Regions from separate parts of the Homo sapiens genome. Here regions 2 and 3 are each linked to region 1. Evidence: chromatin loops called from intact Hi-C (ENCODE). Cell type or tissue: PC-9. All regions are shown on one strand. Each heading gives the region's core, and the rest is flanking DNA. Links, peaks and the distances in the headings are about the cores only. Region 1 overlaps MUSK (muscle associated receptor tyrosine kinase). Region 2 overlaps LPAR1 (lysophosphatidic acid receptor 1). Region 3 overlaps LPAR1 (lysophosphatidic acid receptor 1).

Evidence for each region. Hi-C counts contacts between places; a loop is a spot of excess contacts. Peaks named below come from ENCODE experiments on the same cell type or tissue, not always from the same donor. Only the 100,000 strongest peaks of a DNase experiment are listed, where the experiment ranks them.
Region 2: it touches region 1 in a loop (5-fold over the local background); 2 of 110 quality-filtered maps call a loop at or near these places.
Region 3: a loop joins it to region 1, with 2.9 times the contacts of the local background. A loop is called at or near these places in 2 of 110 quality-filtered maps.

Annotation. Positions count from the first base shown.
Region 1 is chr9:110,739,757-110,750,607 of GRCh38, reverse strand. MUSK (muscle associated receptor tyrosine kinase) reads right to left here. Exons shown (of 15, transcript NM_005592.4): 7 at 2,808-2,967. Among named protein-coding and RNA genes, the nearest start is that of MUSK, 76 kb to the right of the region's middle. In PC-9, for the core only: no CTCF peak of the experiment used is centred there; DNase peaks (open chromatin) are centred at 1,987, 4,757 and 5,607; H3K4me3 peaks cover 978 bases; H3K27ac peaks cover 3,642 bases.
Region 2 is chr9:110,964,632-110,975,482 of GRCh38, reverse strand. It overlaps LPAR1 (lysophosphatidic acid receptor 1), which reads left to right. Exons shown (of 6, transcript NM_001351411.2): 3 at 1,925-2,002; 4 at 3,263-3,410. The coding sequence starts at 3,366. Among named protein-coding and RNA genes, the nearest start is that of LPAR1, 68 kb to the left of the region's middle. In PC-9, for the core only: no CTCF peak of the experiment used is centred there; a DNase peak (open chromatin) is centred at 5,402; H3K27ac peaks cover 904 bases.
Region 3 is chr9:110,914,834-110,925,684 of GRCh38, reverse strand. The region is part of intron 5 of LPAR1 (lysophosphatidic acid receptor 1); the gene reads left to right. Among named protein-coding and RNA genes, the nearest start is that of LPAR1, 120 kb to the left of the region's middle. RefSeq lists enhancers at 10,126-10,295, 10,473-10,642. In PC-9, for the core only: no CTCF peak of the experiment used is centred there; a DNase peak (open chromatin) is centred at 5,784; H3K4me3 peaks cover 605 bases; H3K27ac peaks cover 4,040 bases.

The sequences.
Region 1 (10,851 bases), core at 1,701-9,700:
GTTGGAATTCAGCAGGCCAGCCACAGGGCCACAGTAGGGACAGACAGGGAGACCTAGCTTCTGAGGTTGCAGAGCAGAGTGTAGACAATGGCATGATGAAGGATTTGGCTGAGATGCAGAGGGCTGTGCTGCTCCAAAAGATGTCTCAAACAGGCTAAGCCAGCCAGGGAGGTCCCCTGGGCCCTAACCAAGCCAAGAGATAAAATCACAAGTTCAGCTGCAGACTTCACTAGAGATCCGGGGGTTAGCAGTGGTGTGGGGGGTGTCCAGAAGACACCACTGCCTAAATACAAATCCTCTTCTCCTTTGCCATCTAGGGAAAGAGAAAGAAGGAAGAAAAGGGAGAAAGAGCTCTGGCACGGGTATCTTTGAGTGACTGAATAATGACCTGAAATGAGACTCTCCTAAGATTAGTAACATTAGTATTTTTCTTCTGCCAGTGAAAGTGCAGGTTAAATTAAAGTAGATCAGTTTATTTTCTTGGATGGAGTATTCATATTTAAATGTGATTCTCTCTCTCTCTCCATGTGTGTGTATATAAACACACATACATACATATATGTTATATAAATATATATTGATAGATTTTTATAAATATATGTTTATTTAACAGTAGGTCTTGATCAAATGTCAAATAATACAAAGACAGTGAGACCAGAATAATTCCAGGTAATTCAAAGGCATCAACATTTTTGAGTATTCTATTATCTCCTGGACCTTCTCCTGTTCATATGCTTTGTGTTTATATATTATTGCTTGTCCTGGGCACCTTTCAAAATCAGACACATCTGAACTCATCCTTCTAGCCCACTGCCATTTTCAAGCATTTGCAAACCTTATTTCTATCCTGATTTGTCCTGTGCATCTCTCCTCTTCCCTTTGAACCAATGCTGCTGCTGCTGTTCAGACCTTCATGACTTTTTGAGACACCTGGAAGAGCCTCCTGACAGCTTGCCGCACTTCTCAACCTCCTAACACCTCAGCATCTGTTAATTTGCTAGAGGATATATCTATTGCACTTATTTCTTCTAAATCATTAAATGACTTCTCATCAATGAAATAATATACTAAACCTATGCAGGCTCTTCATAACCTGGCTAGAGCCCATGTTTCAACTTTTGTTTCCACTTTCCACCTCCCTGCTGTCTCTCTCGTGGTCTAGCCTTGACCACTGATTTGCTGTTTTTTGAACAGGTTTGAAAGGTTTGACTTCAACCTAGTCATCTCATATCCACATCTTCTGCTCCAATGATACCTCTTTTCCAAGGATTCCCTGACATCCTGCCTCTCTTGTTCTGCTGTTGTATTTTGTGTATGCTTCTGCAATAGAATACAGCCAGTGCCATAATATACGTGACTGACTGACTTCCTTCTAGATGCAGAGTCCCTGGAAGGCAGGACCCATTTTTAAATTAACTTTTCATCTCTTACTCTACCCAACACAATGGGCGTCATCTAGAGTATTTGATAAATGCATGTAAAAGTGCTTTATAAACAGCAAAGTGCTATGTAAATAGTAATTCTTATTACTATTTATATTATATGATTATACTATTACTTATTATGTGATATTATTATTATTTGTTAAATTGAGTTGAATTTACTTTTAGAAGACTTTTCATTTTCTGGGAGAAATAATTTCCCACCTGTGGAAATGCTAGAATAACTGATATGGTGTCTGAAGACATGGTAGGCAGAGATATCACTGGGGGGAGAAAGGAGAGGGAACCTTAATTTTGAAGTCTTCCTTTTCCTTCATAGGCAGTCCCAGAGGGCCAGCCTTGTCCAGTGCTCCTTATCATTTATCTGTGGTTTTTATTCACCTCATATTACAAATCACAGACATTACTGGAAAGTTCCCCATCAGGGAAGATCAAAGAGGTGGCACTGTAATAAGAAACAGCAGGCTGTGGGGAGTTGGCCCTAGGCACAAGCTCTATCCGTGCTTGCCTTACATGTCAGGCCAAGCACCTCTCTCCTGACCCTTGAGCCCTAGGCACGCTATGAATCTAATATGCCTGGCATTTCCTGATACAGGGATTATTTCCATCTCTAGGAATTCTATAAATGTTCTCAGAAGCCTTTGGGACATTTACATTTTAAAAATAAACCTTTAGAACTCAACACAAACATCCTAGAAATCCGTGTGTCAGCCTTTTTCTTGAAAACACCTGTAAGACCTGCTGTGGCTTGCTGAAGCAGGGAAGGGAAAGACCACAGGGATCATGCTCACAGGTAAAAATGCCCGCAAGAAATAGCCATGCAGAAATTGGCATGACCATGTTGAATGTCTGCCAACTTTCTCCATGAGAGACTTGGAAAGTTTGATCAACCAAAAGAGAGAACGAGGAGTGGGGAAAAGGAAAGGAAATTAAAGAAAAGGAAAAGAGGGAGGGAGGGAAGGGAAGAGGGAGGGAGGGAAGGAGGGAGGAATGAAGGAGGGAATAAGGGAAGGAAGGAAAGAAGGAAGGAAAAAAGGGAGCGAGGGAGGGAAGGAGGGAGGGAGGAAAGAGAAATGGAGAAAAGGAAAAAAGATAAGAAAAACAAGAAGGAAGGAAGAAGTGAGTTCCTGGAAGCTGTTACCTACCACTTGGGTAGGTATTGAGGATTTAGTTTTCCAGGCAGCAAATCTGCCAAAATCCATATCTAGGTCACCTCCGGAGTATCCCCATGGGGGAGGAAATAGCCCAAATGCAACTGAAATAAGAGATAAAAGAAAAGGGAGATTTTCTCCAATGCTCGATATTGTAGAATAGTATCAACTCTCCCCTCTCCTGGAACAACGCAAATGTGAAGGGGCATCCTACCTGCTATGCTGATGGTGGCTGCAGCCTTGGCAGTACTGAACTTCTCCCCATGCTTATTGGTAGCTATGCATGTGTAGAGTCCTGGCTTGGTGATAAACAGCTGCAGTCTTGAGTCAATCACTCGGTCTTTCACACTCTCTTGAATGGACCCAGAAGAAACCTGACAGAGTAAAGGAAAATAAAAGAACTCAGTCAAGGATTTCCCACTATACTATGTCAGTAGATTTGAAGGGAAAAGCATTAAGATTATAATCAAGTGCATGTGGTACACTGCAAACATAGCCAAAAGATTTTCCCTCCCTGTGTCCATGCCCTTGCAATGTGACTTTGTAGCTCTTCCCTCAAGAAGTAGCATTTTCCTCCATAATTTGAATCTAGATTAGCCTTGTGATGTGTTTTGGAATGAATGAGCAGAAACTAACGTTCTTGCACATTGTGGCTTGCTTTCTTGTTTATGGAACCTGGGACTGCCTATAAACAAGCAAGAGCCAGCATGGTAGAAGATGAAACACACCTGGCCCGTTTATCCCCTCTGCCCCAGGTGGGAACCAACAACAACCATCCAAGGTACGCATAAGGCTATTCTGAACCAACTACCACCTTTTCAATCTGCCGATCACAGGAACTTGACCAGCCAAGATCAGGCAGTCCTGCCCAGCAGCAAAACCAAATCAGCAAAACCACCCAGTTGAACCACAGACTTGTGAGCACTAATAGTTATTGGTTTAAGTCACTAAGCTTTGGGCTGATTTGTGATACAACCATAGATAACCAATACAAGGCATGAATTATATACGGTGTGGATCCTCTGATATATGTCTTCAGTGTCCTACAGATGACAGTTAAGTATGAGAGGTTGCAGACTTAAGGACTTATTTTCATAACTCCTGTTCAGTTCCCCATAAATGCATGTCAGATAGGTGGATGGTTGTCAGGAAAAATGGTTGTGAAGCCAAGTCTGTCTCTGAGGCATGACATACATAATACATACATAATACCTCAAGGTCACCGAAAACATCCTTAGTAGGAAACAGAAGCAGTTTTTAAACTGCCTGACCTCTCTTCTCCTGGACTTCATCCAGGTGTTGAAATAGTTCAACACGTCAGGAAGTTCATGCAGGAGGTACTACTTAAACCAGAAAATCAAATGTCCTTAAAGAGCCAAGATATCAATGCAATATTGACACACAATTAACAGCTTAATTTATACAAATGCATATATATTAGTCAACATTACTCCAACTCTGTAGGAAAGATAGCTGCCCAGCACATTTTACAAGGTTGCATAGTTAGAATTTGCATCCTAGCGTGTCTGACACCAAAGCCTATGCTTTTAATCATTATGTTACAGTGCCTTCCCTAGTCCTAGAAGAGAGAACAAATGAGCAGTCATTAGAAAACAAGAGTAACAACTACCTTAACAAATCAACCAACCATGAACAAAATACATATCTGACAAATGTCATTGTTAAGGTGGTGGCATTTTTTTTAAATGGTGGTTCTTTTTTCACTGTTTTCTTGAGCACAATACCACCTTTTCAATAACTAATCTTTAATTAACGCTGCTTATATCAGGGAAACATGATGCCAATTGAGGGAAACTGGAGTGAAATGACAGTTAAGGAATCAGCTGGTGTTATGCTTTGACTTTATCTTAAAGGAGTGGAGGTACGTCCCATGTTGGCCTGAGCTTGGCTGCTTGGCTGAAAGAGATTCCTGTGTCCAGTATTAGGGAATGAGGCTGAGAATGAGACATTTTGGAGCCAATTATTTTATTGTGTTGCATGAGAAAGGATTTTCACAGTTTGACTAGCCAGGAAGAAGAAAGCTCTGAGGTAAGGCCAGCTTTCTTCCTAGCTGCCAGGTGGCTGGCTATCCCTGGCACCAAGCACTGTGTAGCAATCATGCAGTGAACGTTTGTCCAACTAGCTTTTTATTCTTTACCTTCAGTACTAGTCTCAATTCTTATGATAAAAACTGGCTTATGTGAGTATCAATTTACCTTCACTGGGAATCTTTCCAGGTCAGATCAAGTATTGTGGCATTTTCCCCAGATGAGCAACCTAGACTCTATAAGAAATTTACAAAGTGAAGAGAAAAATGTTTTTAAGAGACATGCACTCAGTTGGGAATTCAAACTAAACTCATCATTATCATATTTATCAGAAGTGCAATGTCTCATTGTATGAGTATCCCAGTTAGATCAAGGGGACTGAAAATATTTGGACTCCCTTGAATTTTAATACAAAGCAACAATAAGAAAAAAAGCTAAAGACCCCAAGCCTCTATGCTCAATCAACAGACTTTATGTTATTTTGTATTTTATATTTTGTTTATATATCTCTTTCCAGTTTAGATAAGCAAAAGCAGAACAGTTTGCAAAATCCTTTGGAAAGACAGTTCCCTCCTGCAAGAAGTAGGAATGTGCAATGCCTTAGAGACAACTTTGAAGCAAGGAATCTCCCCAAATGTTGCCCTAAGTCCCACTGTTTTCATGTTCACACCTAAGAAAGTCATTCTTAAACACCTCCTCAAGGTCACTGAAAACATCCTTAGTAGGAAAGAGAAGCAATTTTTAAACTGCCTGACGTCTCTTCTCCTGGACTTCATCCAGGTGTTGAAATAGTTCAGCAAAGAGACCAACACTTTAGGAGGTTCATGCTTGAGTACAAAGTGACTCCTGAATGCTTTTCCCCCTGCTTCCAGAGGCCTTGCTTGATTCAGTTTGTGACTCACGCACAGCAGGCCCCATTAGTCATAGTTTGAATTTGTTTTTCTTTCTTCATGGATGGTTCTGATCAACAGTTTAGTATTTTTGATGATCTGAAAATAAAAACAAATCCCTCTGCCCTCCATTTTGATATTTTTTCGCACCTCAGGTTTCAAAGATCAAAGGGGTGGGTCCAGATTAGTACTGTGAGCTTTTACCAAGGTATGCCTAAGCAAAACAGATTACTTAATTGAGGTGACTACGTCTGGTAGTTACAGGAAATGCATGATTTTCTCCAAGTCACTCAGGTATATGGACCTGAGGGAGCTGGAGACACAGCTCCCTGCTCTGGGTGTGATGTTCTGTCTTTCTAAGTTAGCTGTAACTATGTGAGGAGATGGACTTGTTAATTTGCTTGACTATAGTAATCATTTCACTGTATATGTTTATCTAAACATCATGTTTTGTACCTTAAATGTATACAATAAAGATCACAATAAAACTTTTTTTTCTAAAAAGAGGCAGTAGGATAGGAAGCTCTATTAAATAGGCATAATAATTCATGCCTGACATAATGTGTGTAAAAACTCTTTGAAGGTGATTGAGCAGTTATAGACCTGTGGAGTACTTCTTAATGTATCATTAATACATTACTAATGCGGTCTTGAGAGAATCCACCCCCAGCTATGGATAATCCGATAATTTTATGATTTGACCTTAGCTAGGGAAGACCTCTGAAAGGTATTCTGGCCTCAATGGCCCTGTCTTGCAGATAGTTCCAGCTGGCTGGAAATATCCTGTGGAACTGTTAGAATATGGCCCAGGGCCGGGTGCAGTGGCTCATGCCTGTAATCCCAGCGCTTTGGAAGACCAAGGCAGGCAGATCACGAGGTTAGGAGATCAAGACCATCCTGGCTCACATGGTGAAACCCTGTCTCTACTAAGAATACAAAAAGTTAGCTGGGCTTGATGGCACCCACCTGTAGTCCCAGCTACTCCAGAGGCTGAGGCAGGAGCATTGCTTGAACCCAGGAGGTGGAGGTTGCAGTGAGCTGAGATCGCGCCACTGCACTCCAGCCTCATGACAGAGCAAGACTCCATCTTGGGGAAAAAAATAAAAAAAAAAAAAAGGATGTTGCCCAGTAGGGTTCATGTTTATGCAGTTGTAATAATGTCTGTTTATGAATCATAGAAAAAGGGATAATAAACCAAGAGACATTTCCATAGTTTTTCTGATTAATGTAGCCACAAATATTAATTAGCCTCTTTCAAACTGGCTGCTGAATTATTCCACATAAGACTTGTTACATGTAATTATTTTGGTTTACACAGCTAGTAAGATAAAAGGACTTCACAGGTCATATATTTTAAAGCAAAACTACTGCCTCTTAAAAATATGTCTAAATATAGATATGCCTCCCTTTAAGAAAATTCTAAAAGACAACCTTCAACCTAGGTGATTTGGCTGTTTATTTTATAAAATTCTTCTAACAAGTTAAAATTATTCAACTTCTACAATATTTTAGAAATTATATTTATTGGACAAAGCAAGAGGGACATGAAATTTTTCTATATTTTTTAGTTGCATGCCAAAATAACAGAGATATTACTGGTATAACTATAAATAAATCTGGTTATAAAAATACAAATAATTTTCTTTTTAAAAAGTAAGCTCTGCTCTTTCCATGCCAAACTACTATTTCCAAGATTGTAAAACAAAAGGAATGTTACTATTCACTCTGAACTTCATCTGTGAATTCAGATTTCCACAAAAAATGCTTGGTATTTCCATAGGAGGAAAGCAAGATAGTTTCTAATCACTTTGGGACACGTTGCTGGACTTTCTCCTGCTCTTTGGCTCTAACTGTTAAGGGTTTTGGTTCACTGGCAGGTTCACAGCAGGGGAGAAAGGGAGCACTCACTTCTTTCAGAGTACCCATTGTACTGAGCAGCGTGCTATGGCATTAGTTTACTAACTCGTAGTGAGTGAAGAGCCACAGTTCAAACTCTGTTTCATTCTGTGCCAAATATCTCCCAGCTCTGCGTTCGTCTTTGTTCATTCCACCAAAAATGATATCAGGACTATAGGATTCTCTGTGTTCTCCTCCATGGGATTTCTGGTTTGCAACTTTTACAACATTAAATGCCTGACATTGCCTCCATGTCCTGTGATTTGCGTCAATGTGGACAGTCATCTTGATTTCCTTTCAGACTTGGGTAGAATTACCAAGAACTAAACTTGGCTCTAAGAGCAGCACACACTCTCTGACCGTAAGAACTGCGGATGTACTTTTGCTTTCTTCCTGGATGAAAGTCACTTTGTTTGTTTTATTCCTGTTTTAGAATCTGAGGTGATAAATCTATTTTGCCTTTCACTTTTTGTGAGTCACATGTTGAATGAATAAGTTGGGGTCTCAATAAGGCCTCAACTATCTTAAACTATCCTACTCTTGTTATTCCTAAACTTCGACAGAGAATAATCATTTATCTTCCATTTATAACCTCATATGAATCTTTTGAAAATACTAGAAATTTAAAAAGTATATACCTTTCCATTTTCTTTATTACTATTTTTACATAGACAAATTAGTGAAGTTATATTGTCAGTCTCCCAATTTTATTTTGTTTATTTTTTGAGATGGAGTTTCTCTCTGTTGCCCAGACTGGAGTGCAGTGGCGCAATCTTGGCTCACTGTAACCTCCACCTCCTGGATTCAAGTGATTCTTCTGCCTCAGCCTCCCAAGTAGCTGGGACTACAGACATGTGCCACCACGCCTGACTAAATTTTTTGTATTTTTAGTAGATACGAGGTTTTCACCGTGTTAGCCAGGATGGTCTCCATCCTGACCTCATAATCCTCCCACCTTGGCCTCCAAAAGTGCTGGGATTACAGGAGTGAGTCACCGCACCCGGCCCAGTCTCCAAATTTTCTTAGGATGTCTTTATACTCCCTTGACAGGCTTAAGACTATAACAGTTTCCACAGAGGAGCCAAAAAACACATTGACAAATAAGAATCAAATTTTAAATGACACTTGAAACGTTCTTAGAGAGGTAAAGAACAGGCACTCCAAGTTACTTTATCATAACTGGACAAAATTAGAGAACATTAGCCCTGATGTCTCTAATTATACCATTAGAGATCATCTTTGACAGCCACCTGACGTCTGTGTTAGTGTAGATAGATATGAGAAAATCAGTGTCTGAGTTGTAAACGGACCCCAAAATCACATTAACTAAAGAGGGGCATTTACAACCTCAGTCTTCCAACTCCCCATCTAATTCTCATTCTACCATGCCTCAAGTTACAAGCTGGAAAAGCACGTTCATTTGTTTGTGTACTGTATTTGAAGGGATGTAGGATAGACAGATAAAATGAAACAATTTTATTAACAAATTACGAAAAAAATGATTTTGTTCAAGTAACAGAAAAAAGACTTCAGCGAAAACAATAGTGAAAGTGACAATAATAAATGAATTATATGACTTGGAGGGTGCCATTGCCATAAGACATTCTTTGTTATTGGGGTAGCCATAGAATTTGGCATTTTTTTTCCTGTTTTACAACATCCAACTAAAATTTCACACATTGACGCACTTTGTTCCCCACTTCCTTCTCTCCCTTTCCCTTCTTCCCTTTCTTATCTTATGTCCTAGTTCTCACCTTTTGGGGCTACAGCCAATCAGTCTTCCTAGGGCACCCTGCTTTAGAGAGACAAGGGTGGGGCCAGGTACAAGTATAGAGCAAAGCATTAGTTTTTGAAACTCCTTTAAAAAAATTTAGACTTTTAATTTTTTTTAGCTTATTGGTGGTATAACTCACAAATAGAAATTGTATATATTTAAGGTGAACAAGGTGATGTTTTGAGATATATATGTATATTATGAAATGATTACTGCAATCAAGCTAGTGAAGTATCATCTCACATGGTTACCTTTGTGTGTGTGTTTTGAGAACACTTAGGATCTACCCTCTTAGCAAATTTCAAGTGCGCAATACAGTGTTGTTAGCTGTAGTCACCATATTGTACATTACATCTACAGTACTTAATTCATCTTGCATGACTGAAACTTTGTACCCTTTGATGATCATCTCCCCATCCTCCCATCCCTGACAGCCACTATTCTATTCTGTGCTTCTATGAGTTCAACTCTTAGATTCCACATATAAGTGAGATCATTTGGTATTTGCCTTTCTGTATCTGGCTTATTTCACTTAGCATAATGTTCTCGAGGTTATCCATGTCGAGACGCCTTTGAATAAGGGTTCAGGCCCGGGAAACTTCACTCCCAGTCTTCCGAATGCTCTTCCCTTCTATCTTTCTGAAACTGTAAGTTGTTTAACTTTATTTAAAAGCAGTATACAAATTAACTTATTACATGGAGATGCCTCAGGGTTACCATTCTTTCATGCCGCGAAATGCTTCTAAAGCCTACAGTATGCCAAGCCCTAGTGACAGGGTAACTTCCTGCTTTAAGGCTATCTGTTTTTTAGTTTTTATTTTGCTCCAGAGTATTTGCCTTAGTTTTAGTCACTGTTATTTAATTTAGAGGAAGAAACCTTATAATGGTCTATAAAAGAGAGGAATAAAAACTATTTTGGAATGAGAACTGTGTTATGAAAAAACACTCTGGGATTTTTGGCGCTCATCATTGTAGGCACAGACACCAGAAGTGCACACACAAGGAGAGAAAGCCCTGTGAGAATACAGGGAGATAACCATGTGAAGCCATCTGCAAGCCAGGAAGAGAGGCCTTACCAGAAACCAACCCTGATAGCACCTTGACCTTGGACTTCCAGCTTTTAGAACTGTAGGAAAAAAAATTCTGTTTTTTAAGACACCCTATCTGTGGTATTCTATTATGGCAGCCCTAAATACTAATGTAATCCTGGAGAAGAGAAAGTCATGAAGACATGAAATAGTTCAAGTCCATGAAGGAATGTGCCTTGGATTGGGTAGAAATTATACTTAATATCATTTGAATTATACCATAAGGTTTTGCCTTCCTTAAAAAGAAGTCCCCCATTTTCTTGTTGTGATGCTTGCATTAAACACAATTTGGGATGATGTGGATATTAAAGTGTCCCGATTTGGGACACTTCTTTGATCTCCAAATGGTACCATTAATATATTGTAATATGATAATATATGTTCACTACAGCCAAGATACCAAAAAGTTGGACAGCCTGTCCTGGAGGAAATGAAAACTGAAAATAGCCACCAGTTAGATGAGTTATAAAGGTTTGGGTTGTTCAGCCATATTGAAAGCCATTCTCAATCCACCCAAAGGACTGGGTTGGACATGCACCCATCTCCTTAAGGGATAAAAGTA
Region 2 (10,851 bases), core at 1,792-9,791, 220 kb before region 1:
TGGGTATGTTGCATAACCTCACAATACCTTTCAAAGCCTCAGATGTCTCCTCTGTAAAATAACTGAATAGTATCTGCCTCAAACTGTTGGGGAAATGACTGCTCCAAAGCTCAGCATCCAGTGGCCTTTCATGAAATCCCAGTCTCGCATCTTTCCCTCTGCTGTTGTTAGTAATAACGTCATATGACATATTTGTTTGGTGGATCTCATCCATTTCTATTTCGCTTTCCTTACTCTAAGCTAGGTGCCTCTATTTACCTTTTAGGCAACTCTCTATATTCTGAATATTGAAAATATTTTAAGGTTATATTGCTTAATGACATAGCTTGGTGAAATGATATTGGACCTGAGCATATAGTATGCGTCCTTAAGAATGGAATCTTATGTGCTTGATTTTTTGCTTTTTAGTTGTATTATTGATATATTCATTTATGTCACATAGAGCAAGATAATGTGAATTATAAATACATAAGAGGGAGAAAGGAAAAATGAAAGTAGGAGTGGGCAAAAAATAATGCCAGGAATAATAAATACATGAGAAGGAGAAAGGAAAAATGAAAGTAGGAGTGAGCAAAAAATAGTGCCAGGAATAAGTTCAGTGTAAAACAGTGCACCTTGGGGTTCCTGTAATTTTCTTGGGTAGGTTTGGCACTCTAGCAGTCATCTTGAAAAAAGAAAGGTCCTGTATACATATGCTTTTCTCCTGGGTTGTTTATTTACTTTCACAGTGTGATAAACAAGTCTCATTTGTTCCTAAAACTGGGACTAAGGAGAATATCAGTACTGTCACAGGGCAGCTGTGGAATTCGGTGTTGAATGTCATGACAAGATAACTTGAGAACTTTACTACTTATTTGTGAATGAAAATAATTGCTGTAATGGGAGAAGAAAATAGGAAGGCTCTACAGTTCTAAGCAGCCAGAACCTAAAGTGATTGAAACTGTAGTATCAAGGATGCTGCACAAAAATGTAGCAATTAAAAATTTAAGCTTATAGAAGTTGCTGTCAAACCTAGATTATTTCTTAGAAAAGCAGCACTTCTGAGCTCCTCATTTGCCCAGTATCCCTGAGCTAATATAGGGTAGCACCAAGGGATGTGGGGGACAAAGGACTTGGATTAAATGTCCAACTCCACAGTTCCTGCTGTGCAAGACTTGGATCTTGTGACATCTGGTTCATTACTTTTACTATTATGAAAAGTATCATTTCCCAATAGTTTAAAAAGTGTTCAGGTATCATCTTGCATGTTGGTGAAACTAGGAAGTATATTTACAGACAAAAGCTCCTTAAAGGCAAGGTTGGCTTAGCCTTACTTTTTTTTTTTGAGACGGAGTCTTGCTCTGTTGCCCAGGCTGGAGTGCAGTGGCACGATCTCGGCTCACTGCAACCTCCGCCTCCTGGGTTCTAGTGATTCTCCTGCCTCAGCCTCCTGAGTAGGTGTGTGCCACCACGCCCAGCTAATTTTTATATTTTAAGTAGAGATGGGGTTTCACCATGTTGGTCAGGCTGGTCTCAAATTCCTGACCTCTAATGATCTGCCCCCACTGGCCTCCCAAAGTTTTGAGATTACAGGCCTGAGCTGCTGTGCCCAGCCAATAACGTCTTTTGAATAAAAGAAAAGATATTGTTAGGGAGTATGAACATCACCAGAAAATGAAAATGTTTCTTAAAAATAAACGAATTTTTAAAAATTATTTTCTTAAAATGAAAAATTTTTTTCTTCTGGACTAAATTGCAATGTGGAAAGAGTCACATCAGCCTTTGGACAGAACTAGGGCTGTGATTTACTACAGGGAAGTTAGCATCTTTCTGAGTTTTCTTAATGAACACGTGAATAAGAGATTTGGTTATACTTTGTGCTTATTTAGCATCCTCTCTTTGAGGATGTCAAAAGGATTTTAGAAATGTTCTCTTTCTCACACAGGTGGACGTCTGATTTATGAAGCTCCCCATCCACCTATCTGAGTACCTGACTTCTCAGGACTGACACCTACAGCATCAGGTATCTTGCCTTTCTTTAGTCTTAAAAGCGGTAACTAAGTTCCTTGAGGAGATATAGGCAGGGAACACATTAACTTCGTTACGTTTCATATAGGCCTGGGAACCGGAGTTGCTGCTGTAGTCCTGGTTCTACCATTAAATGTGTGACTCTAGTCCCTTTTCTTCTCTAAGCCTCAATTTTTTCTTCTGCAAATAGGTGGGGTTGGACGGGGTGCTATCTAATCACTTGACGGTATTATGGTAGTCTACTTTTATCCGAAGCTTCACTTTCCACAGTTTCAGTTACCTGCAGTCAAACTTGGTCCAAAAATATTAAATGAAAAATTTCAGAAACAAACAATTCACAAGTTGTAAATTGCACACCGTTCTGAATAGTGTGGGTGAAATCTCATACTGTCCATGTGATTTGTCCCTTTGTCCTGCGATTCCACACTGTGTGTGCTACCTGTACATTAGTCACTCAGTAGCTGTCTCTGTTATATACAGGGTTGGGTACTATTCACAGTTTCTTTTTCTTTTTCTTTTTCTTTTTTTTGAGAAGGAGTCTCTCTGTGTCGCCCAGGCTGGAGTGCAGTGGTGCCATCTTGGATCACTGCAACCTCTACCTCCCAGGTTCAAACAATTCTCCTGCCTCAGCCTCCTGAGTAGCTAGGATTACAGGCATGTTCTACCACGCCTGGCTAATTTTTGTATTTTTAGTAGAGATGGGGTTTTGCCATGTTGGCCAGGCTGGTCTCAAACTCCTGACCTCAGGTAATCCTTCCCCCTCGGCTTCCCAAAGAGCTGAGATTATAGGCGTGAGCCACTGCACCTGACCCACTATCCAGTTTCAAGTATCCACTGGGGGGCTTAGAATCCACTCCTCAGATAAGTGGGGGTGGTTACTGCATTCTCTTTGCCCTCTATGTAAGCCGTCAGCTCTCCACTGTGGATTATTCAATTCCTTTATTATTTAATGGCAGGATGGCTTTTCCCCCGACTCACCCTCCTCAGCTCTGCAACTTGAAACTGTCTTCCCAAAACATCTAGCTGGGATGTTGGATTCAAACCTATGAAAATTCCTCAACTTAAGAGTATTTGGACAGATAGCACAGAAGTCGTGGCTTTTAGACCTTAGCTTTTCCCTACCGGCTTTCTGTTTGCATTAAGCTAGTATTTGACACTTGATGTCTAGGGATTCTTACCTCCTTTGGCCAATGGTACTTCACACCCATATGCTAGTCCTTTTATGCTAAATGTGGGTTTTCCTGTTGTTTTCCAGGTACACAGCTTCTCCTAGCATGACTTCGATCTGATCAGCAAACAAGAAAATTTGTCTCCCGTAGTTCTGGGGCGTGTTCACCACCTACAACCACAGAGCTGTCATGGCTGCCATCTCTACTTCCATCCCTGTAATTTCACAGCCCCAGGTAAGGGCTTCAAACTAGCAGAGGTCTGAGGTAATCGTAAGTTTGTCAAATATTTAAACTGGGTTTCAGGAAGTGTATTTGACTCTAGGGATCATGTATATCTCTCTCGCTATCATTTGGTGTGTATTCGAATAATGGTGCTTTTGTGAGTGAGGTGCCATTTCGTTCAGGAAGCAGCTGGAACAATGAACAAGTGATTTTAGTGAACTGGCCTCTGTTCATAGGAGGCCTTGGTTTTCAGTGCTTAGGATGTCTGACATTATAGGCATCAAACTCTAAATCAAAGTAAGTCAGTAGTAAACCCTGCTGCTTTTCCTCTCTTGGCTTTTTTGTGGGCCGGGGGGTGGGGTGGGGTTTAATGAAATATATCAGAATGGATCTAATTTTATAACAAGTTTTCTGAGGGCTGTCTTGTTGTCCTCCTCCTATACTTACTCTTTTGCCTTGATCTGTTCTAGGAACTTTGAAACAAAATGCAATTCCAGAAACTTCTGAGCAGCAATCGTATGAGTTATTTTTTTCTGTCCAGTGAAGAGCAGTAATACGGCAGGGACATGGTCTTTGTTCAGATGATTTTACAGCCTGATTTAATCAGGCATTGGCTGGACTCTTTCAGATTCACCAGGCAGCAGGGTACAATGTGGAAACAGACTTTGGAGTCATAAGGCCACAGTTCACATCCCTGCTCCTCTGATTGCAGGATAAAGAGCCCTAGTCATGCTAGCTTCTCTCAGCTTCAGTTTCCTCTCATGTAATCATTCCTCACATGATGGTTATATGGATAAAATGATGGTTCATATACATGAGGCATACAGAGGTGCTCAGCAAGTGTAGTTTCCCATTTACTCTTCATTTATCTTCTTTCTATAGTGTGACCTCCTTTCTTATTTGTGACAATCATTTTTTGGCCAACTTTATTTTTATTTATTTATTTTTTTGAGAGAGAGCCTTGCTCTGTTGCCCAGGCTGGAGTGTAGTGGCATGATCTTGGTTCACTGCAATCTCCACCTCCTGGGTTCAAGCGATTCTCCTGTCTCAGCTTCCTGAGTAGCTGAGATTACAGGCGCCCGCCACCACGCCCAGCTAATTTTTGTATTTTAGTAGAGATGGGGTTTCACCATGTTGGTCAGGCTGGTCTTGAACTCTTGACCTCAAATGATCCACCTGCCTTGGCCTCCCAAAGTGCTGGGATTACAAGCCTGAGCCACTGTGCCCGGCCTCGGGCAACTTTGAAGAAAAAAGCATACTTTCAAGAAAGAGCCATACTGATTGAAATTTGAACTTGATACAGAACGTTGTTCCACACTGTTTTTTTCAGTATGATTTTGCAGGCTATTCAATTTTGTATGTATTTTAAGTAGGGGTTTGTGTGTTTGTGAGAGAAGGAGAGAAGGAGGAGAGGGAAAAAGGAGAACAAGGGGCATTTTTCCCTCATATAGTATAGTGTTTTCTCCTCAACACCATTTGGGATGTCATCATTGTTATCAACCTTGGGATTTTATCATATGAATAAAGCCCTTTATTCATATCATATGAATAAAGAATAAAGTACTAAGGCCTTTAGTATTATTTTCCAGAATGTTTAGTGTTACCATCGTCATACGCATTCCTCTTTCTGGTAAGTGGACCATTGTCCTTTCAACACTTCATTTACTTTGGGTGTTTGGTTTCCCTTATCTTCAATAGACTTTTTTGGTGTCTGAGAGACTTGGAGAATGGGCAAAGAGATTTAGTGCCTGTTACCTGAGGTCACCATTTCAAAGTCCACTGCAGCTGTTCCCATGTAATGACTCTTCTTAGTCCTTTCGTGAAGTGAGTTAGGCTAGTGCGGGTTTTCTAGACAGGGCATTTCCACATCCCGGTTTGCTGCTGTCATCTTTCAGCATTTCCAACAGCATCTTCTTATCTATATATCTTCTCTGTTACACAAGCTCCTATCAGCTGGTGAGGAATAGAAATACCTCTAAATGACTCATTTAATTAAAATGTTTAACACTGCCCAAAGGAGAAAGAGGTTCTATTTCATACAATCACTGGGGGAAATGTGTACTCTCGTAAATTCTCTGTGGGAAAGTAAATTGGTACAGTCACTCTGGAGGGTAATTCAACAGTATCTATTAAAATTATACACTTCTGCACATGCCCTGCTCCTGTCTTGGAATCTACATTAGAAAACCACTCACACATGAGCCCAAGGAGTGTATAAGGAATGTATAAAGATATTCATTGAAGCATTGGTTGCAAACCAAGAAGTACAAAATTTTGTGAATATCCAATAGTAGAAAGACTTAATGAATTCAGGAATGTGGACATGATTGAAATACTATTCAGTCATTTTATTTATTTCTTTTTTTTTTTTCTGAGACAGAGTCTCATTCTATTGCCCAGGCTGGAGTGTAGTGGCACGATCTTGTCTCACTGCAACCTCCACCTTCTGGGTTCCAGCAATTCTCCTGCCTCAGCCTCCCAAGTAGCTAGGATTATAGGTGTGTGCCTCCATGCCTGGTTAATTTCTGTATTTTTAGTAGAGACGGGGTTTCACCATGTTGTCCAGGCTGGTCTCAAACTCCTGACCTCAGGTGATCTGCCCATCTTGGCCTCCCAAAGTTCTGGGATTACAGCCATGAGCCACTGCGCCCGACCACTATTCAGTAGTTTTAAAATGAGGATGTCTACACAGCTATATATTACTCCAAGATATCGTATGGAGGAAAAAGAAAGCAAGACGCAAAATAGTACTTATGGGAAGATACCATTAAAATTCTAAAACAAGACTGTGTATTTTTAGGGAGAAGTATATGGTACATTAATGGAAATGGATAATGAAAGTCCTAGAACATACATTCTTAACATAGTTATATTGCCCCAAGAGGACAAAAATTGGGTTTTGGGAGATGAAAAAAATCCCTCCAGAGCTTATACCTCTATCCAACAAAATCTTATTCCTTAGTATTTAGTTTTTTCTCATTAGAAAAAATTTAAATGTAATTAATTTTTCTCCTTAAGGATCACTAATGAGAAAAAAATATGGCCAAGAAACACTGGTTTCTTGAGGGAGGCACATAGGCTCACCAGTCACCCTGCTTCAATTTACTAATTACCTGAGCCTGAGGGGAAGGTATCCACCCTCTTAGTGCCTCTATTTCCTTACCCACGGAATGAGCATAGCATTAATGAAGCCAACCTGATAGGGTTATTTTAAGGCGGAAATGAAATAATTTCTATAAAGCTCAGAATAGTGCCTGGCACATATTCTGGGCACATATTGCCCAGTGCATATTAGCAAGCATTGTTATTATTGCTCAGCAAGCCTTGTGGCAGGGCTGGGGGATACAAGAATAAATAAGAGAAATAAGTTTTGCCCTGCCAGAGTTTACAGATATAGTGGGAGATACACAGATAAAACAAAAAGTTACAACGCTTTGTCACCCATGCAGGAATGCACAAATACAGGAAGTATGGGTGCTCTGGGAGGAAAGTGGAGACCCAAGAAAAGATTTAGAGGATCAGGGAAGGCTTCTTGAAGGAAGACCACTAGGCTGAGGACAAATTAATATGAGTTATTTTGGTAAAGGAGAAGAAAAAGCATAGGTGAATGTCAAGTGTCCCAAGGTATGTGTGTGTGTGAGAGAGAGAGAGAGAGAGGGAGCAAAGCATTTAGAATTTTGTTTTGGATGGTTGCACTACAGTGGGGCATGAGATTGTAAACAGTGATGTCCCTAGAGCCACCTATACCAACTCACAGAAGCAGATTGTTAAATTTTCAGGAATTTCGCGAGCCAATTGACTTCATGCCAGCAGCTTGAAATCAGCCACATGGAATAGTTATACTGCAGAAATCGGCAAGTGCTAGAATTAGCATAAATGGGTTAGGTTATAAAGTTGGAGATTTTACAGGGTCTTTCAAACCGTATTAATGAATTTAACATTGATCTTAAAAGAAGTCTTTGTTAGCTTAATGGTCCCAGCCTTTGAAATAGACCTGGGTTCAAGTTCTGACTTTCGATAATAGTTTTATTGAGCAAGTTTATTAATTAACCTTAACCAGGGTAGTTGCATTATTCTCACCGTATTTTGGGAATAGTGGCAGCCTCTGATGGTTGGGGAACTAAGCCCACGGGGAAGGAGTCAGCTATACACTGGGACATTAGGTCATAGAGATAGATAGCTTCTTCTGGAGAGATGCAGACCATTGGGTCACTTGGTTCCCAGGATCCTTTGGCCAATGATGGGCCTCCTAATTATATGTCAATTCCTCACATGTAATTTGTACAGTGAAATTTAGTCCAAGGCTGACTTGCCCTTGCCCCGAAGCTTCTACTGATGTCTTCTCTCTTATTATCAGTTTTGCCCAAGTTCAAAGAAGGTAAAAATAATTTAGATATAGCATCTTCTTAGGCAAGCATAATAAGCAGCTCACTCAGTCACCTTAGCCTGGTATTGTCTGGCACATCAACTTGCTTTCTTTTCCAGTGAATTCAGGGACCTTGTAAAGATAAATCCACATTCAAGTGTGAAAGGCCTGAAAATCCTTTTCTAAGGCCAAAACAACAATTTTTTAGAAAAACTTTTGGTTTTGTTTGTTACTCTATTCATTGGGTAACAAAGAGCATTTTTCTAATCAAGGCTGCCTAATACTACATATAAACGAATTAATATGAACAAATAGCTTGTGATTGTTTCAAACAATAATAGGGAAGAAAGCTTGCATTGTCACGCCTGCTGGGATTGCTGTTTAGTTAGTTGAAAGATATGCCTTGTTTTTTGAAGTGGGGCAAGTTTGTATTCTCTGCTTTACCCCTGCCTTGACTCTGAGACAGATTTTTGTTTTCTCATGCTGAGAGAGCACCTAGCTCTTACAAAGCTAGGTGATGAATACTAAGACGAAACTGGACTAGCAGCAGCAAGAAGATGCCGTGTTTGTAACCGATTTATAATTCTGCTGGTCCAGACACTGAAAAAGAGTTTTCTTATCCAAAGGAAACTCCTGGGATGTATTTGCAGACAGGAACCTGTTCATCATTAGGTTGAGTTAATGTGTTCGTATCCTGTGGATATTGGGGGCATGGGGATGGGGTAGGAAACCAAACAAACTTGCAGCTCTCCAGAGCCATTTTCTGTTTCTAGCACTGTGTTAAGCATTACCCTGTGCTTGATCAGGTTACTGTGGATAGAAGTTGGATTAAAAGTTTCATTTTCATTGTTCATGAAAGAGTCAATAGTTCAGTACCAGAGTGAGCAGTTTGGCTTCTCTTAAACCTAGGATTATATTAGAGGCCAGAATAGGTATCTGAAAACCTAAAAGATATTCAGGTCTCACACCTGTGATTCCAGTAAGGCAAGAGTCTTCTTTATCAGTATTTTTCATGGTGTATCATTCTGTCTCTCATTTGTTACATGACCATTTTGTTATTTTTTAATTTTCATTTTTATATTTATTTGAATTTAAATTATTTTATTCTAAAATATTTTACTTTAAGTTCTGGGATACATGTGCAGAACATGCAGGTTTGTTACATAGGTATACATGTGCCATGGTAGTTTGCTGTACCTATCAACCCATCATCTAGGTTGGTTTTTTTTTTTTTTTTCTTGAGATGGAGTCTCACTCTGTTGCCCAGGCTGGAGTGCAATGTCGTGATCTTGGCTCGCCACAACCTCTGCCTCCTGAGTTCAAGCGATTCTCCTGCCTCAGCCTCCTGAGTAGCTGGGACTACAGGCGTGTGCCACCATGCCTGGCTAATTTTTATATTTTTAGTAGAGATGGGGTTTCACTATGTTGGCCAGGCTGGTCTTGAACTCCTGACTTAGTGATCCGCCCACCTTGGCCTGCCAAAGTGCTGAGATTACAGGTGTGAGCCAGCATGCCCGGCCCATCATCTAGGTTTTAAGCCCGCATACAATAGGTATTTGTTCTAATGCTCTCCCTCCCCTTTTCCCCCACTCCCAGACAGGCCCTGGTGTGTGATGTTCCCCTCCCTGTGTCCATGTGTTCTCATTGTTCATCTCCCACTTATGAGTGAGAATATGTGGTACTTGGTTTTCTGTTCCTGTGTTAGTTTGCTGAGAATGATGGTTTTCAGCTTCATCCATGTCTCTACAAAAGATGTGAACTTATTCTTTTTTATGGCTGCATAGTATTCCATGGTGTATATGTGCCATATCTTCTTTATCCAGTCTGTCATTGATGGGCATCTGGGTTGGTTCCAAGTCTTTGCTATTGTAAATATAGTGCTACAATAAACATGCGTGTGCATGTGTCTTCATAGTAGAAATGATTTATAATCCTTCGGGTATATACCCAGTAATGGGATTGCTGGGTCAGATGGTATTTCTGGTTCTACATCCTTGAGGAATCACCACACTGTCTTCCACAAAGGTTGAACTAGTTCACATTCCCACCAACAGTGTAAAGGTGTTCCCATTTCTCCACATCCTCTTCAGCATCTGTTGTTTCCTGACTTTTTAATAATCATCATTCTAACTGGTGTGAGATGGTATCTCATTGTGGTTTTGATTTGCATTTCTCTAATGACCAGGAATAATGAGCTTTTTTTCATATGTTTGTTGGACACATAAATGTCTTCTTTTGAGAAGTATCCGTTCATATCCTTCACCCACATTTTGATGGGGTTGTTTTTTCTCTTAAATTTGTTTAAGTTCCTTGTAGATTCTGGATATTAGACCTTTGTCAGATGGATAGATTGCAAAATTTTTCTCCCATTCTGTAGGTTGCCTGTTCACAACCATTTTGGTTTTAAGTCAAGAACATAAAGATATTTTGATCCCTCCAAGTGATTTCCTGTAGCTTTCATTGAAGATGTGAATTTGGGTAGATTTTCAATATCTTAGTTAAGAGATTGTTCCTCCAATTCTCATTCAGTGTTCTGATAAAAAGTGATTGCGGCTGGGTGCTGTGGCTCACACCTATAATCCCAGCACTTTGGGAGGTTGAGACTGGTGGATCACCTGTCAGAAGTTTGAGACCAGCCTGGCCAATATGGTGAAACCCCGTCTCTACTGAAAATACAAAAATCAGCTGGGTGTGGTGGCGTGCACCTGTAATCTCAGCTACTCAGGAGGCTGAGACAGGAGAATTGCTTGAACCCAGGAGGCAAATGTGGCAGGTTGCAGTGAGCCGAGATCGCACTACTGCACTCCAGCCTAGGTGAAACAGTGAGACTCTGTCTCAAAAAAAAAAAAAAAAAAAAAAAAAAAAGTGATTGGTGTCTGTTTGTTGTCTTTTGGAAGACACTTTTTTTTGGACATCCTTACCAATAGGTACTCTCAACAAAATATGTATTTTCAAAATCTGTGTTTTAGGTTTTATTTCTGTTATTAGAAAGTGGATTTTTTTTTTATCAAAGCAACTGAATTTCACATTAAATGGGTTTTTTTTTTGAGGCTGAAAGATTCGTCTTTTTGGATAGAACTTTGTACT
Region 3 (10,851 bases), core at 1,563-9,562, 180 kb before region 1:
CTGTGATTAGTGGTTGGAGCTGCCTTCCCAGGATGGGCATTCCTTGAAGTTATCTAGCTTCTTTTATAGGCCTGTATAATGATGAGTGGCATTTTCCCATTCTCTGCCTGTACAAGGTGATCTGAAGGTTCTATATGGGGATTCCACTCGTTAGTTTGTATATTTATCCAGAAATTCATCCTCTAGTCATTCATTCAATCAATGATGTAGAATCCCAGCAGGATTCTATAAACTGTCATCTATCAGGATTATGAGACTATCAGGAATATGATGTTCATACAATCTTCCAAAGCCAGGCTTGAATTGTCTATATGGGAGCAATGATAAGTGGTTTTTCAGCATCTGCTCAAGCATCTTGGATACACGGACCAATGTATCCCCCAAGAGGCCAGACAATCTTTATATATATGGACTATTTTATATATATATAATTAAATATATATTATGTCATATATCTATATCTATATCCAAAATCTCAGGAAAAAACTGTATTTTGGGGTGCCATCCACTAAGCCTATTTGTCTCCTTGGGTGCCATAAAGAGCACTGCAACTATATACAAACCAATTCAGCGTGGGTGGCATATTGCCTGTTGTGTGATGGGAAAACAAATACCAAAATGTATAATCCCTATTCACTTACAAATATGACTAAAATACAGGGAGAATGGGAGTCAGACTCATGGCAGATGTAATTATGAAGCAAATCTGGCCGTGACATGCCAATGCCTATAGTCTGGTAGGAAGGATGGCACATATACATAGATAATTATTGAGAAAGGCAAAAGGTGACAAAAGTACCATAAAAGAAGTACAAATAAAGCTGTATGAGAATTTAGAGGAGAGAGACTATCTTGTTGGAAGTAAAATCAGGAAAGCTTTATGTAAATGAATTTTATGTATGACTTGGCTGTTGACATACAGGTGATGTTTAGGGAATGAAGTATTAGACTGCATTTACCTTGTTAAGTACTGAATCTTATTTTAATCACATCACATTTCCTCTTTTTTTTTTTCTAAGAGATAGTGTATTGCTATGTTGCTCAGGCTGGAATTGAACTCAGTGGGCTTTAGTGATCCTCCTGCCTCAGCCTCCTGAGTAGCTAGAACTGCAGGTGCATGCCACCACACCCAGCTTACTCTTTTTTTGATTAGCAAACTAATGCATATTCATTAAGGAAAAAAAAGAAAATCATTTAGAATTTTACCTTCCATAATTAACCAAAATATTAAGTTGAATATACTGTTTCTTTCTAGTCCTTTGCTAATTAATAGTTTATTCAATTCATATAATGCATACCACTTTATAGATTCTTTAAAAGATTGTCTTGAGCATTTATTATGCCATTAAGTAATCTTTGAAAGTGTGATTTTTCTACCCAAAGTTCAGTACATTCATATGATGAAATATATAATCATTAGACATTTACGTTTTCTTTTTTTTTTTTGCTATTATAATAACATTAAGATAAATATCTCTTATGATTCCTTCCTCACAGAGTAATGAATCATAATGACTTATTGTTAAATGTTCTTCAGAAAGCTTGTGCCAATTTATCACAAGGGGATTGGGAGTCTTTTGTCACATTCATGACAATATTGGATTTTTTTTAGTGGCACTATGTTACAACCATTTGTGTTATCTTTATTCATGATGATAAACATTAGCAAACCTAAAAAAGAGATGGAAACTTTTTAAGGATTTAGAAACCAAGATAAACAAAAATAGGAATGTATGTGGCCACATAAAAATATATGTACTCCTTTGAAGTACTTTGTTCCATGTGAAAGTCTAGTGTATATTTACTTCTTTAGAAATCTAAAGGCCTAACAGCTGAAAAAGACAGCGTGGTGATTAACAGTGTTACTTTTGAAGTCCCAACTTCCTGGATTCTCATCCTGACACTACTGCATACCAGCAGAGTCCGCTTGAGCAATGTATCCAATGGCTGCAAGCTCCAGTTTCCTTGCGTGTTAAATGAGAGACACAGCAGAAACAGTAAAACCTCAAAAGGTTAAGTGAGATTATTACACAAATGTTTCCTGACTTAGCGGTGGGGTTACATCTCCATAAATCCATCGTAAATTGAAAATATTGTAAGTTGAAAATGCATTTAATACACATAACCTTGGAACATCATAGCTTAGCCTATCCTACCTTAAACATGCTCAGAACACTTACATTAGCCTACAGTTGGCCAAAATAATCTAACACAAAGCCTATTGTACAATAAAGTGTTGAATATCTCATCGATTTATTGAATACTGAAATGAAAGTGAAAAACAGAATGGTTGTATGGGTACCCAAAGTACAGTTTCTAAGGAATGGGTGTATCACTTTTACACTGTCATAAAGTCAAAAAATCCTAAATCAAACCATTGTAAGTCAGGGACCGTCTGTATAAGATGCCAAGTTTATAAGTACTTGGTAGGTACTATTATAAAATACATGATACATAACTTGTTTTCATCAGATTATCATATTGCCATGCTGAAATCTAAAGTCCCTGAATTAATCCTCATTGTGGCAGATCTTTATTATGTCTTGAGCAGGACCAGACCACAAGGGTCAGGACCCATGATGCTTCTAGGACTCAGTGGGGCAAGTCTCCTTTGTATTGAGTGGTGTTGCCATGTCAAAGCATGGACACAGAGAGGAGAATATCACACACTGGGGCCTGTTGGGGGTTGGGGGGCTGAGGGAGGGATAGCGTTAGGAGAAATACCCAATGTGGATGATGGGTTGATGGGTGCAGCAAACCACCATGGCACGTGTATACCTATGTAACAAACCTGCACGTTCTGCATATGTACCCCAGAACTTAAAGTATAATAATAATAATAATAATAATAATAATAATATAATAATAAGACCTTGAAAACAGATATGCAACTCACTGCTGAGATCCTTTACTTTTCTATCTTCCCTAGACAACTTTAATCCCTAAGTAATATTCCCATGACGTCTCAGTTCAGTGCTCATACTGTCTCAGTTTTTTTACAGTGCCCCAAAGCTAAAAGAAATACCTAACAGTTTCATTTATTAAATCAACTTAATAAGTATATTCAACTTAATTAGTTAATTCAACTTAATACGTATATAGGTCCTGATAAATTAGTAGCCATTTTGTAAAACAAAACCATATAAATTGAAAGAATTATCATTTTTATCTAATCCTTCATATTTACTAAGGTATGTATGCACCTGTTGGGCACTGCACAACTTTTCAAAACTTGAATTCAGATTGGAAACCACCATCTTCATTTTCTGTTCCACACTGAGTTTTATGTTTACACTTCATTTTTATTATAGCAGATATCATATTGCAAGGACATGATGTCATTGAAAGGAATGTAATGCCATTTAATGTTGAAGCGCTGAACTACTTTATGCTCGTAGTTCAGAGGGTGTCTGAGAGATGTCGAGTGTTAGCTGCCCTCAAATTAAAAATATCTAGTAGCATTCCTCTGAATTCACTGTGGCACCCCAAGGTTCCTGGGGGCACAGTTTGGGAACCAGAGTCTTACAGTATTTCTGGTTTCTGGCTTTACTTCAGTTTTGTTTTCTTTCATCTCATTGACTCTTCTTCCCCAGTTCCTACTTTTATTTCTTGGTTCCAGCTCTCTGGTTACTTTCTCCGCTGCTCAGGTCCGCTCTCTGCATACTCACCATCAAGCAGCAGCAGTCTCTGTAACTTCTGGACCTTTGCAGACCTAGATGCAGCCCCGTAGGCTCTGATGTGGTTTGGTAGCTGGCTGTAGGTCAATTGATGTGTTCTAAATTCTACAGGACTTCTTCAGTTCACAACTCCAGGGAGCATTACGTCCATCATAACCTGCCCTAATGGCATGCCTTTCATGTGGCTGGCCATTAGCTTCTGTCTGTGGCGGTCTCCCTGCAATGTGGGTGGGCTTGTCCTCCACATCAGGTCTCCTAGCTCACTAGGAACACTCTGCTTTATAACAACAAGACCACCTGTATGCTGAGACCACATCTCATCGCTCCTTTTCTTGGAGTATCAACCCGGAAAATGTATTTGAAACAGTTGAGTGGTTAATTGTGGACTCCGGATTAACCTGCTTAATTTTTTTTATCATAGGTTTACTACTTACTCTTTAACTTCCTGAAACTTCAGATTCCTCATCTGTAAAATAGAGATAATTGACTTCCTTCATGTGAGAATCAAATGAAAAGTTATGTGATGCCCTTTAGTCAATGTCTGACATTTATTAAATGTTAACTGTTACTATATTTTTCTGACAGTAATTTCGTAATTTACTTTTAACTATTTTAATGTCTTTAGGAACAGAGTAATAAACTACTGGCTCTTAAAGTTTAGTTTGTCAGTTCATGAGAGGAAACATAAATATTGAAAGGAAAAATACATTCATATAATTTCCTTTAATTAAACTGAGATAAGATCTTGCTCTGTCACCTATACTGGAGTACAGTGGCTAGATCACAGCTCACTGCAGCCTCAACCTCCTGGTCTCAAGCCATCGTCCTACCTCACCCTGTTTTTTGTTTTGTTTTGTTTTTTGTTTTGTTTTTTGAAACAGGGTTTTGCTCTGTCACACAGGCTGGAGTACAGTAGCGATCCTTGCTTACTGCAGCTTCAAACTCCTGGGCTCAAGGGATTCTCCCACTTTAGCCTCGTGTGCAGCTAGGACTATAGTCAAGCGCCGTAACGTCTGGCTAATTAAAAAAAAAAAAATTTGTTGTTGTTGTTGAGATGGGGTCTCATTATGTTTCCCAGGCTGGTCTGGGACTCCTGGCCTCAAGTATTCCTCCCACATCAGTCTCCCAAAGTGCTGAGAATACAGGCATGGGCCACTGTGCCTGGCCACATTTGGTTTATATATACTACAATATCTTTGTAGACATATTATCTGTGATGATTTTTATGAAATTGTAGGTATGATAGTGCAGATAGTGTTTTACCCATTTTAGAGATGGTAAAACAGATTCAGAGAGATGACGTGAATTACTGAAGGAAATTAAGTATTTGCTAGACCCCATACCCTAACCTAGGACTTGTAGTTTCAATGCTGGTGCTCATTACTTGCTATTTTGTTGCCTTTAGTATTTCAAAAGGTAAAAACAAAAGAGGAAGGGAAGAAAAAAAGGAAAAGAAGATTGTTATTCTCTGATGTCTTTTTAAACAATGAAAATTTGCTATTTCTGCTGTGTCTAGTATATATAAGTATTATAATGATTTTAATTAGTGCATAAAAATCACAACAGTTGAAAAAAATTGCCAATGCTCTCTCATTAGAAATAATTTCAAAAGATAAATTGCTTATCGACCTTACTTGAACTATGCATCCAAAGCATTGTATTCATCACTCAGAAAAGTATAATGTAAGCATTGGTAAGTTTGATTTCCAGTTGACAGAAAAATGCTTCAGAAAAAGAGACAAACTTTCCCTTCCCCCCATTCTCTACTTTTCCAAATATTCAGATGCCTAAACCTTCCACCCATGCTAGAGCTGTTGCTGCCTAACCACCTTCTGGGCACAATGGCATGGAAATACATAATCAGGGTATAATTTTGTGCAGGGCAGAGAGAACATGCTATTATGGAATCAAGTCTCAGCTGAATAGCCTGGCCTTTGGCTGTGTTTTGATCTCAGTGCTAAAATGGAAATGAAACGTTGCCTCCTCCTTTGTGGCCTATACAAAGTTTGCTGATTCTGTGCTCATTTGGTGATTTTCATGCCCAAGTAGGTGAAGGGAGAACAACTACGTACATAGATGTGCAGCTTTGGGGTTGAAGGCATTGATGTGTGTGTGCTGAGTCACTATGACAATCTAAAGAGGACTCTCTGGTGGCTGATTAGAAAATTGTGGAAGTTACAGGCTGTCTGGGTTAAACATTTCCTGGTTTATTGGAGGCAGATTTCCTTGGGCCAGCAAGCATTGAAACTCCCACAGTGGTGTCATGTGATGGTTCTCCAGCGAAGCATTTTGGATATGGTGACAGCTGCTTTAGTTTAAGTATCTGGAACATCTAATGTGGGAGAACTTGGCTAAGTGATGTGAGAAGTTAAGAGAGGAGTCTGAAGTTTCCGTTACATTTTTTTCTGTTTAGTGGATTAAAAGGCAATTCCCATGCAAATTGTCTCTGTCTTTAGGTGTTGTATTCATTTTCTATGCTACATCGCAAATTGTCACAGACTTAGTGGTTTAAAACACACCCATGAATTATCTCTCAGTCTCTGTAGGTTAAAAGTCCAGGCATGCTTAGCTGGGTTCTGTGCTTGGGGTCTCACAAGCTGAAGTCTGCGTACCAGTTGGGTTGCATTCTCATGTGGAGGCTCGACTAGGGAAGGATCTGCTTCAAGTTCCTTAGGTTGCTGGTAGAATTCATTTCCTTGTGACTGTAGAATTCATGGCAACTTGCATCTTCAAGGCCAGCAATGGGCGGAGGCAGGGGGTGGGCAGAGGGAGAGAGGGAGGGAGAGATAGAGGGAGAGAGAGAGAAATCTGTACTTCTTCCAGTCTCTGGCCTCTGTGAGAGCTCACTTAAGTCAGTCCAACTGACCCAGGGTAATCTCCCTTTTGAGCAATTTATTGTCAATTTAATTACATATGCAAAACCCCTTCACTTTTGCTATTTGACAGAACCTAATCAAGGGAGTGGCATCCTATAACTGTATTCTATGGCTAGAAGCAAGTTACAGGTTCTGCTCACACACCAGGGGAAGGGGGACTACACAAGAGTGTGACTCATTTTGGAACATCTTAGGGTGTGTCCACCATAGATGTACCATTTTGAGTACAGATGGAAAAAAAAAAACCAGCTTTTCAAAAATGCTGTTTTAAAGGAATTGATGTTGTTAGGTTGAAGGCTAAAGGATGGAATGTTATGTATTTAAATGTATACTTAGTTTTTAAAAAGTTTTTGCCAGGAATATTAGTCATCTGTTAAAGAATGTATCATCTAGTACTTTCTTTTTGAAGTTTTCTTTAATTTTGGCTACAGAGACATTACTCTTCTCTGAGTCTCATATCTCTTTACCTGTTCCTTCACTTCCCCTTCCTTCATCCCTTCTGTTTGTTTTTGAAATGCTGCATCTCTAACCTGACAGTTCCTTCTGTCCACTCACCTCAAGGATGGCTAGAAATCTTATATCCAGACCGCTTACTTCCTGAACACAGTGGCATGGAAACACATAATCATGATGTAATCATGAGCCTGTACATAAGCCAGCTACTCTGTTGGGTTCAGGTTGTAACCTGAGTGTCTGCAGAATGGCCTGTGGGTGAGAGACCTTAGATTGTTTCAATCTCACTGTTAAAATATAAATGAAAATTTATTTTCTTTTTGGTATAGGAAACATGCTGGTTTCATTCATGTTGGGTGGTTCTTATGTCCAATAGCAGTCTTACATAAACAGTCTTACAGAAGTGTACAGAGTATGTGCCTGTTTATTTATACTTAATCTTTTATTTAAAAAAGGATTTGGCTGGTGCAGTGGCTCACACCTATAATTCTAGCACTTTGGGAGGCCAAAGTGGATGGATTGCTTGAGCTTAGGAGTTCGAGACCAGCCTGATGACATGGAAAAACCCCATCTCTACAAAAAAACAAACAAACAAACAAAAAACAAAAGTTAGTTGGGCATGGTGGTGCATGCCTCTTGTCCCAGCTACTTGGAAGGCTGAGTTGGAAGGATAGCATGAGGCCTGTAGGTGGAGGCTACAGTGAGCTGTGATCGTGCCACTGTACTACAGCCTGGGTGGCAGAGCGAGACCCAGTCTCAAAACAAAGTATTTAAGACAGCTTAAAAAGATGCATTCAGTTCAGAGGACAAAGTTGAGTTTAAAATAAGCAAGAAAAAGGAGGGAAAGGGAAAAAGAAATCTAAGAAAATGACATGGAGTCAGGTAAAGACATACTTTCTAGCAGTTAATGAAGATGTAAAACACAATAACGTTCATGATTTGGTGGCCATAAAGTAAAATCAGGAGAAATAACCCTTCTAAGTACTGAGTCCAAAGAGACATTTCTCATTTGGGTATTGCTCTGTGATGGATGCATCAGCTATGATGTGATGTTCTGGAGAGCTCTACATTCTTTATGGCACATTCAGTACCATGTCCCATAAAGTCATGCCATATCATTTCTCAGTGAAGGTTGGTGGTCTGTAACCAAAGTGCAGTTCAATGAAAGCAATTCTGTGGGGCTTAAAGATATAGCCCAGTCATGTGGCTTTCTAATATATTGGTTGGCTCCCTCAAGAATCAGGTTTAGCATAGTGTTTCTTAGTCTTATTAAAAACGTATTGCCCTGCCCCTGAAAAGCTTAAGAACTTTATTATTATTATTATTTTTGAGATGGAATTTCGCTCTTGTCATCTAGGCTAGAGTGCAATGGCACAATCTTGGCTCACTGCAGCCTCCACCTCCCAGGTTCAAGTGATGCTCCTTCCCCAGCCTCCCAAGTAGCTGGGATTACAGGCATGTACCACCATGCCTGGCTAATTTTTTTTTTTTTTTTGTATTTTTAGTAGAGACGAGGTTGCACTTTGTTAGCCAGGCTGGTCTTGAACTCCTGACCTCAGGTGATCCACCCGCCTTGGCTTCCCAAAGTGCTGGGATTACAGCCGTGAGCCGCTGTACCCGGCCAAGAACATTTTAAAGTTTTTTTCATACCTTAGCTTATATTTGAAAAGAAGTTATTTTATCTTCCAACTACAAAGTTATTACAATATTGACAATATACACACTCAGCACTAGTTAATCTGCCCTCAACAACCTTAAAAAAAAAAAAAAGACTTTATTTTGGCCTATCCAAAAGAATGAATTATATAGTTTTCCATGCATATTGTTACAGTTATTTTTTCCAAGTTTAAAAAATATTATCTTTGTTGCTGACATCTGGATATACCTTTTTTATAATTTCTAGTTAAAGTGAGTGGAGTTTTTTTAGGGGGTGGTTTGGGAGTAATTAGCATTCTCTAGAGAAAACTGGAGGACTTTAAAAAGACATCTGCCTCATTAGGAGGCTGTTCCACCTCAGCTACAAGACAGAAGAGGAAAAAAAGTATGGCCAACCCAAGGGTTTCTGCATAATAATAATGGTCTTCCTACGGAGGGTCTGAGTGATCCAGGCCACCTGGGTCTGAGTCACAAAGCCTGCATGCAATACTTATTATTCACTAATTTATTTCTGGTTATAAAAGTAAATCGTATCCTATGTCAATGTTTTATAGTATACAGAATCATTTAAGTAAGGTTACAAAAGTGATTCTGAACTTGACCACCACCATTTTGACATACTTCCATCCAGTGTATTTTTTTCTTGTGCCAATATAGCATAGTGGCTAAGAACAAAGGCCTCTGGAGGCATCCAGATTTAGAGTAAGATCCCAGCTCCGTCATTCCTAGCTGTATTGCCCAGAGAAGTTTCTTGACCTCTTTGAACCTCAGTTTCCTCATTTGTAAAATACAGGCAGTCCCATCTCGTAAGGTTATTGCCAGGGACTACATGAGAAGTATATTCAATGAGGTTATTAGCACAGTGCCAATTATATGACAGACCTCAGTAGATACTGGCTATTGCATGCTACATGTGTGTATACATGCATTTAAATGTATATAGTAGTATTATATAATTGATATCATACTCAAGTTTCCCTTATCCTTTAAATTTAACATCTAACATTTTAACCATAAGGTTATATCACTGTATACTTACCTGTTTGTTTGATTTTAGTCATTCATGTTATTACCATGATTTTCATATTGATAATTTGATAACTTATATTGACAGAAGTGAGAAGTAAGACACTCAGAAGTAAGCAAGAGAGGAAAAGAAGGCACACTCGTTCAATTTTTCTTCTTTCTCAGGGTAGTCAGTGTTTCGTTTTTGATGATAACGTATGGAAAAATAGCTAAAATCTACATCTAAGGAATTTAAACCATTCATATCCATTTACATCTTCATAATTCCAGAAATTTATTCTAAGAAAAATGAGTATGTACAAATATATGATTGTGGTTATATGTGTACATACACATGTGGACATATGTATGTGTGTATATATACATGTACACATTTTGAATAATATGTTCACAGATTAAATTCTAGAGATGGAATTACAGATACTTTTTTGTTGTATATTCTCTTTTTTGAGAGACAGAGTCTCACTCTGTCTCCCAGGCTGGAGTGCAATGGCGTGATCTCTGCTCACTACAACCTCCACCTCCCAGGTTCAAGTGATTCTTCTTCTGCTTCTGCATCAGCCTTCCAAGTAGCTGGGATTACAGGCACATGCCACCACCCCTGGCTAAGTTTTGTATTTTTAGTAGAGATGGGGTTTCACTATGTTGGTCAGGCTGGTCTCCAACTCTTTACCTCCAGTGATCTGCCTGCCTCAGCTTCCCAAAGTGCTGGGATTACAGGCATGAGCCACCATGCCCGACCTGTTGTATATTCATTTTCAAATATTCTACAATATGTACTTCTTATTCTCATCATCATAAAATAGCAATAAATATTACTGTTTTTAAAATGAAAGAAGATAAAGAAAAACTATGAATCATAAGCACACTTTAGAGAGTACAATTATACAGGGAGTTTAAAAACCATCAAAATTATCCTTAAGGACAATGTCTGCATCTTAAATGAGAGACCTCCTAGACTGCAAGTGCATGCAGCTTGCACAAAGGGGCCCTCACTATCATTCTGATCATTAAATTCTTTTTTTTTTTAACTTGCGAAATCTGTTTTATTCAAGTTTCTTTCAAGCCAAGTGGCTAGAACTAAGGTTAGGTTTCATTTTTGAGTATGAGATTAGCAGTTGTCTTAGCTCGAGAGCTAAAACATTAATTTTGAAGCAGGAAAG